3 separate regions of the Homo sapiens genome follow, and all the other regions are linked to region 3. Evidence: chromatin loops called from intact Hi-C (ENCODE). Cell type or tissue: Calu3. All regions are shown on one strand. Region 1 overlaps LOC105374524 (a long non-coding RNA gene). Region 2 overlaps LOC105374524 (a long non-coding RNA gene). Region 3 has its middle 450 kb from the start of ADGRA3.

Region 1 (2,500 bases), 120 kb after region 3:
GTAATTCAGAGAGAAATGGAATTAATTGACCTGTTAGGAAACTCAGAGATCTGCTGGTCTTTCTTATTTTACAGATGAAAAATTTGGAGTCTAGTGAAAAGAAGTGACTTGCTCAAAATCACACAGCACATGAAGAACAGAGCCTCTATGATGAATTTCTTGACAGGTAGGCTAGAAATCCTATATTTTGTTTTTTGAGTTTTTTTTTTTTTTTTTTTTTTTTTTTTTGCCACTACACTGTATCTGTGAAAGTTAAAATGAAACCATGTTTAGCTATGTCTCTAGATGCATTAAGGAAAGAAGAATCACTAGTGACACTTTAGGGGTGAGTCTTCACAACTCTCAGGTAAAGCATATTCTAGAACATTGAATGTTCGTACTAATTAGATAACTCTAAGTAGATAGATAACTAGCTAATTAGTACTAACATTTAATGTCAGCACTAGTTAGAACTAATGTTAGTACTAATACTAACTAATTAATACTAATGTTAGTACTAATTAGATAACTACCCTACTTGAATTTGGAATAAACTATTTCCTCTTTAACATTAATTTAATGTCATGATGAGTAATGATAACTATCCCTTAATGAGAAAAAGTTTTTATCAAGAATATAAATTTCATCCTTAGCCCAAAGAAATCTCAAGGCTTACGTCAAAGGAAGGGAGACAGATAAAATATAACAGATTATAGAAAACAAAAGCCATCCTTTCAATATTTTTCTCTAGAATGAGAGTTCAAGCTCAACGTATTTTAAAATGGTTGTGGGTATTCATCTATTTAAATATGAGACCCAAATATGTGATCATCTTGTCATCTGTTTCCTCATCTCCATTGATATTTTCCATAAAAAATTCAAACTAGCGTGGCATGTGGTGTTTTTTTTGTAATGGACATTTTGTAGAAGTCAATTATTGCCAGGATAATGTAGTGTAACAAACCACACCAAAGATTCAGTGGCTTACTCTGTAATGAAGAATTTCACTGGCCTTTGTCCCCAGTTCCTGGGTGGTAGCCTCTAAGTCCTGGGGATTTCCTGAGCCATAGAAGTGGCTTTGTTATTCATGATGGGCCCTGAGAGTTCACTCAGAAGGGAGATTGGTCATGCCAGAAAGACCAACCATATGTTTGGATGGTTGAGTTGTGAGCTATATGATAATATCTTGACTTTTTGGGAGAGGAGGCTGACTGTAGATTGAGTGACATGGGGATGATTCAATCACTCATACTTAGGACACAGAAGCTTAAGTGAACTTCCCTGGTTGACAATATTCTGAGCATTGTCAAACAACGATGTGCCAGAAAGGGAACTCTGGACTCCATGAAGAGAGGACAGTGGGGCTTCCATATTTGGGAGCCTCTCAGACCTTGCTCTGTGTCAATACATTTAGCTAGTGCTGATTTGTATTCTTATGCTATAAGAAAACTACAATTATAAATACAGTTCTTTCTTGAGTTTTATGAGTCATTTTAGCAAATTAATGAATCATAGAGGAAGTGGGAACGCGTGGATTTGTAGCCAGTTGGTCAAAAGTGAGGGTGGCCTGGGGACTCCTAACCTTGTGGCTGGTGTCTGAAGTGAAGGCTGTTTTAAAGAGGACTATGCCCTTCATCTGTGAAGTCTGACCTAACTACAGGTACTTGGTGCCAAAAGTCACTGCACTTACAAATATAAGTATTTTTATTTAAAGCATATTTAATTAAATTATTTAATGTTATTTACATATTTTTAAATTTTTATTTATTTTAAAATTTATTTTATTTTGATATTTTATTTATATGTATTTATTTTATTTAAAGCACATTTATTTACTCACACGTCTGAGGGTCAGCTGGGAAGTTCTGCTTCAGACTGTGAACTGACAGGGCTTGGATCCAGTAGCAGGTCTAATTGATGTGTCTCATTCCGAACTGCAGGCTGGAGGAGCTGTGGCTACCTGGGATATGTTCTCTGCATGGTGATGACAAAAGCAACTACATTAGCACATTAAACGTTTGCTTACATCACATGTAATAACATCCTGTTGACCTAAACAATGTGAACAATTAATTATTGGGCGGGATATTTAGTTGACCCTTGAACAACGCAAGTATTAGGGGCACCAACCCCTGCACAATAAAAAAACAAGCAAACAAACAAACATACAACTTTATCTCCTCCAAAACTTAACTACTGATAGTGTACTGTTGAGAGGAAGCCTTACCAATAACATAAATAGTCAATTAACATGTATTCTATATATTATATGTCTTCTATACTGTATTCCTACAATAAAGTAAGATAGGGAATAGAAAATGTATTTAAGAAAATCGCAAGGAAGAGAAAATATATTTACTATTTATTAAGTGGAAGTGGATCATTATAAAAGTCTTTATTCTCATCAACTTCACATTGAGTAGGCTGAGGAGAGGAAGGTAGAGGAGGGGGTGTTGATCTTCCTATCTCAGGGGTGGCAGAGGCACGAGAAGTAGAGGGGGTGGAAAGGGAATCAAGAGAG
Region 2 (2,500 bases), 170 kb after region 3:
TTTACGTCTGCCCTTCAAAGGCTTATATTCTTATTTTTTCTCTGTAGTCTCTAATTTGATCTGGGACTAATGTCAAATCTTTTTTCTACAGCTCTGGTACATACTTCTTATAAACAGACATCACCCCCATTTGAAAATTGAGACAAGAGTGTGCCTTCTTGGATAATGTAGATAAAGGTTGCTTTTGTAATTGTTAGACTCAAAGTTGTTTTTTTTTTTTTTTTTTTTTTTAATACAGAGTCTCACTCTGTTGCCCAGGCTGGAGTGCAGTGGTGTGATCTTGACTCACTGCAACCTCCACCTCCTGGTTCGAGCGATTCTCCTGCCTCAGCCTCCTGTGTAGCTGGGATTACAAGCTTGTACCACCATGCTTGGAAAATTGTTGTGTTGTTAGTAGAGATGGGGTTTCATCATGTTGGCCAGGCTGGTTTCAAACTCTTGACCTCAAGTGATCCACCTGTCTCGGTCTCCCAAAGTGCTGGGATTACAGGCATGAGCCACCGCACCCAGCCACAAAGCTATCTTTTAAGAAGATGCTCAGTTCCTGAGTAAGAGCTTGTGTAAACCTGGGGGTTATTGAGACAGCCAATGGAACTCTCAACTCCTCTCTGACTTTCTAAATAAAAGCCTTTCACAACACAGCTGTCCCTTTGGGAGAGTAAGTAGAGGGAGGGAAAAAAACCATATATGGGGTTTGTGTGTGTGGTCGTGTCTCCAAGAAACAGATAGGGAGCAACAGGCTGTGTGCCTTGCTCTCGATTTGCTGTTATTCTTGCTTTTTTTTTTTTTTTTTTTGAGACCGAGTCTCACCCTGTCGCCCAGGCTGGAGTGCAGTCGAGCCATCTCGGCTCACCGCAACCTGTGCCTCCTGGGTTCAAGCGATTCTCCTGCCTGGCTCACCGCAACCTGTGTCTCCCGGGTTCAAGCGATTCTCCTGCCTCAGCCTCCTGAGTAACTGGGATTACAGGCGTGCGCCACCATGCCTGGCTAATTTTTTGTATCTTTAGTAGAGATGGGATTTCACCATGTTGGCCAGGCTGGTCTCAAACCCCTGACCTGGTGATCTGCCTGCCTCAGCCTTCCAAAGTGCTGGGATTACAGGCGTGAGCTACGGCGCCCAGCCTATCCTTGCTTTTTATATTTTATTTTAACTATCTTTGGGACAAGAAAACTGTGTGTTTTCCCAGGGAATGTTAGCACAGTGGAGAGTGGTCAGTATTTTAAAGGCCTTTCTTGTTTGAGGATTAAGAGGAGTAAGTGTGATGGATGAATGGGGAGATGCTAGTGAAATGCCCCTGGAAGCTGGAAACAATTCAAAGCAGCTTGCCTGCTCCACCTATCTTTAGGCTTAGTATAGCTACTCAGATTTCCCCGAGTTGATAGTCAAATATGAAGTGATTATAAGCAAAAAGAAACAAACAAAATGAGATGAATTGCTCCCAAGGAACTTAAACAGAACAAGGAAGGACGTCCCAAGTATCAATCATATGAGACCCGAGTTTTCTGTATGCACTTAAAGCCCCAATTACCTAAGATGAGAGAAACTGAAACTCAGGAGTTTCTTATTAACAACTTAAAGCTCAGGCCCCTTCATAAAATTTCAATTCATTCTGGGCTTTGGCACAGAGATGGAGTCCTATGTGATTTTTTTCCCTGTTAGAATTGGAGACTTGATTTGGAAACACCACAATAAAACTAACTCATATTCCCAAAGCACAAAATGCAGAAGCAGACATTTATTTCTTCAATACAGTGGAGATTTTGTATAAATTTAACTTCTGATTAGAAAACTTTTTACATTGGAAAATTTCAGCAATGAAATTTCAGTAATAAGCCAAATGCAGGTCTGCTCGAGGTCGAATGAAATTTAGATGAAAAATCCAGGATTATCAAAAAGAATGAGGGAACTTCAAGTTTCTGTACATCCAAGGTTAATGGGTTGGATTCTTTCATTTTTGATTTTTATGGCAGCACATAATTTCTCTTCCTAGTTGGCTTTCTGCTTTTTTCAAGCAATAAGTTTTGAGTTAAAATAGTATACCTCACTTGTAATCAAGCCTGTATGTTTTCCTATGTGAATATTTCTATAGTACCTATCACTTGAGCATGCTATGGATTATTTTCTTTCATAGAAAATAACAACACATGAAATAGTCCTTTAGTAATATTTTCTTTTTTCTTTTCTTTTCTTTTTCGAGCCAGAGTCTCACTCTGTCACCCAGGCTGGAGTGCAGTGGTACAATCTCAGGTCACTGCAACCTTCGCCTCCTGGGTTTGAGTGATTCTCATGCCACAGCCTCTGGAGTAGCTGGAACTATAGGCACCTACCACCACGCCTGGCTGATTTTTGTATTTTTAGTAGAGATGGGGTTTCACCATGTTGGCCAGGCTGGTCTTGAACTCCTGACCTCAAGTGATCTGCCCACCTCGGCCTCCCAAAGTGCTGGGATTACAGGTGTGAGCCACTGTGCCTGGCCACTGGTAATATTTTCTAGCAGGA
Region 3 (2,500 bases):
TAGACTCTCTAAATTTATTCTCCCTTTTGTAAAACAAAGGTATAATACTTACTTCACAGGATTTCTGTAAAGATAAGTGGACATACATATGAAATACATTTATGTGAATCTCTTGTACATATTAAGAACTAAATAAATGCTAATGCCCTTCCTTTTTATTTCCATTTTCACTTAAGTTTATATGAGTTTATTTGATCTGTAAGAGCTTATGTGCTTTAACTGGCCTCATGTGAAAACTTCTTGAGTGGAATGAGGAACCACAAAATTCTGCACTGTTCAAAGCCAATAATCATTCATAATATAAAATGCTTCAATTTCTTCAACAGTCTGAAAGTGAAATACATCTCCATTACTTACAATTATTTCACTTGTAATAATTAGGTATCAATCTTATGACTCATGATATTGCCTTATATTAAATTATAAGGAAGAAAAATACTTAGGAAGGTAAGGGGAAAATGAGTGTGAGATATTAAAAAGTTCCATATTCATTTTGGAAATAAATTTAGTGTTCTCGTTTTTGAAAGAATCACTGCTTCGGGGGAGAAAAGAGAAAATCTATTAAAGAGAAAAAAGTTTCTAAAGAAGTTAAGAGGTTCTTTTTATTTTCTTAAACACATTCTTACGGCCAAGCATTGGCTCTTGAAAAATACGGTTAGCCAGCTATAAAGTTGTAATAGAAAATAGTAAAAGCAATGAAATGTACAATTAAGGATCACACACCCCAGATATCTTCTAGTTCATTAGTTATCCTCCTATCTCGGCCCAGGAGATTTCTCAATCTCTGCACTTTACTCCTAGGCTCAACTACACAGTGAAACTGATGATAAGGTTCACTCTTTTTTATAGTGTTTCCTTGCACAAAGCAATGATCTCTTAAAGATGAAGTTTAATGCTCCCTCAGGAAATGCTGTCTATTTTAGACTTTTTTTCTGCTTGATAGCCTTCTCTTTTTCTCAGTGAACGTTGTAAACTAGATCCGTAGTCGAGGGATTTTACTGGATTCACCAGCAGAGGGAGTTCAAACCAAGTTGTGTAAAATTTGGGGGAAGGGATTGTTCTAGAATTTTTTAGAGTGCTGCACAATGTGGGCTGAATTCAGGGAACTGCAGGAATTGGTAATCAAATCAGATGGAACATTCAATTCTTTCAGCAAACACTGAACACTGGAGAGGCAAAAAAAAAAAAAAAGAATAAGAGACAATGTGTACTCCTCTCAAAGGGTATAGTTTGGTAGAAGTGGGTCTATGTAAATACATTAACTATAGTGCTCTGCTCTTGGTATAATATAGGGATGCAGACAAAATGTGAGAACCACGAATATATCCAGATTGGTGGGAGAAGGTCATGTGTTTGCTGTAGGTCCTAGAGTGACGAGAAGTCACCCTTCTCTCTGCAGGGTTCTTACTAAGTCAGAAAAGTGGGGTCATGAATTCCATAAGCCAAGAAATAGATATTTAGCAGACACCTCAGAGATCTCAGGGACTTTCTTTCTTTCTTTCTTTCTTTCTTTCTTTCTTTCTTTCTTTCTTTCTTTCTTTCTTTCTTTCTTTCTTTCCTTCCTTCCTTCCTTCCTTCCTTCCTTCCTTCCTTCCTTCCTTCCTTCCTTCTTTCTTTCTTTCTTTTATTATTATTATACTTTAAGTTCTGGGATACATGTGCAGAACATGCAGGTTTGTTACACAGGTATACACGTGCCATGGTGATTTGCTGCACCCATCAACGTGTCATCTACATTAGGTATTTCTCCTGATACTATCCCTCCTCCAATCCCCCACGCTCTGACAGGCCCCAGTGTGTAATGTTCCCCTCCCTGTGTCTATGTGTTCTTATTGTTCAGCTCCCACTTACAAGTGAGAACATACGGTGTTTCGTTTTCTGTTCTTGTGTTAGTTTGCTGAGAATGATGATTTCCAGCTTTATCCATGTCCCTGCAAAGGATGTGAGATCATCCTTTTTTATGGCTGCATAGTATTCCATGGTAAATATGTGCCACATTTTCTTTATCCAGTCTGCCATTCATGGGCATTTGGGTTGGTTCCAAGTCTTTGCTATTGTGAACAGTGCCGCAATAAACATACATGTGCATGTGTCTTTATAGTAGAATGATTTATAATCCTTTGGGTATATACCCAGTAATGGGATTGCTGGGTCAAATGGTATTTCTAGTTCTAGATCCTTGAGGAATCACCACACTGTCTTCTACAATGGGTGAACTAATTTACACTCCCACCAACAGTGTAAAAGCATTCCTATTTCTCCACATCCTCTCCAGTATCTGTTGTTTCCTGACTTTTTAATGATCACCATTCTAACTGGTGTGAGATGGTATCTCATTGAGGTTTTGATTTGCATTTCTCTAATGACCAGTGATGACTAGCTTTTTTTCATGTTTGTTGGCTGCATAAATGTCTTCTTTTGAGAAGTGTCTGCTCATATCCTTCATCCATTTTTTGATGGGATTGTTTGTTTTTTTCTTGTAAATTTGTTTAAGTTCTTT

What was found. Hi-C counts contacts between places; a loop is a spot of excess contacts. Peaks named below come from ENCODE experiments on the same cell type or tissue, not always from the same donor. Only the 100,000 strongest peaks of a DNase experiment are listed, where the experiment ranks them.
Region 1: it touches region 3 in a loop (2.8-fold over the local background); 2 of 110 quality-filtered maps call a loop at or near these places.
Region 2: a loop joins it to region 3, with 10 times the contacts of the local background. A loop is called at or near these places in 5 of 110 quality-filtered maps.

What each region holds. Positions count from the first base shown.
Region 1 is chr4:23,083,623-23,086,122 of GRCh38, forward strand. LOC105374524 (a long non-coding RNA gene) reads left to right here. Exons shown (of 19, transcript XR_007058437.1): 9 at 75-166. Among named protein-coding and RNA genes, the nearest start is that of ADGRA3, 570 kb to the left of the region's middle. In Calu3, no CTCF peak of the experiment used is centred here; DNase peaks (open chromatin) are centred at 1,029 and 1,539.
Region 2 is chr4:23,131,223-23,133,722 of GRCh38, forward strand. All of the region lies in intron 12 of LOC105374524 (a long non-coding RNA gene), which reads left to right. Among named protein-coding and RNA genes, the nearest start is that of ADGRA3, 620 kb to the left of the region's middle. In Calu3, no CTCF peak of the experiment used is centred here; no DNase peak of the experiment used is centred here.
Region 3 is chr4:22,961,583-22,964,082 of GRCh38, forward strand. No RefSeq gene overlaps it. Among named protein-coding and RNA genes, the nearest start is that of ADGRA3, 450 kb to the left of the region's middle. In Calu3, no CTCF peak of the experiment used is centred here; a DNase peak (open chromatin) is centred at 1,019.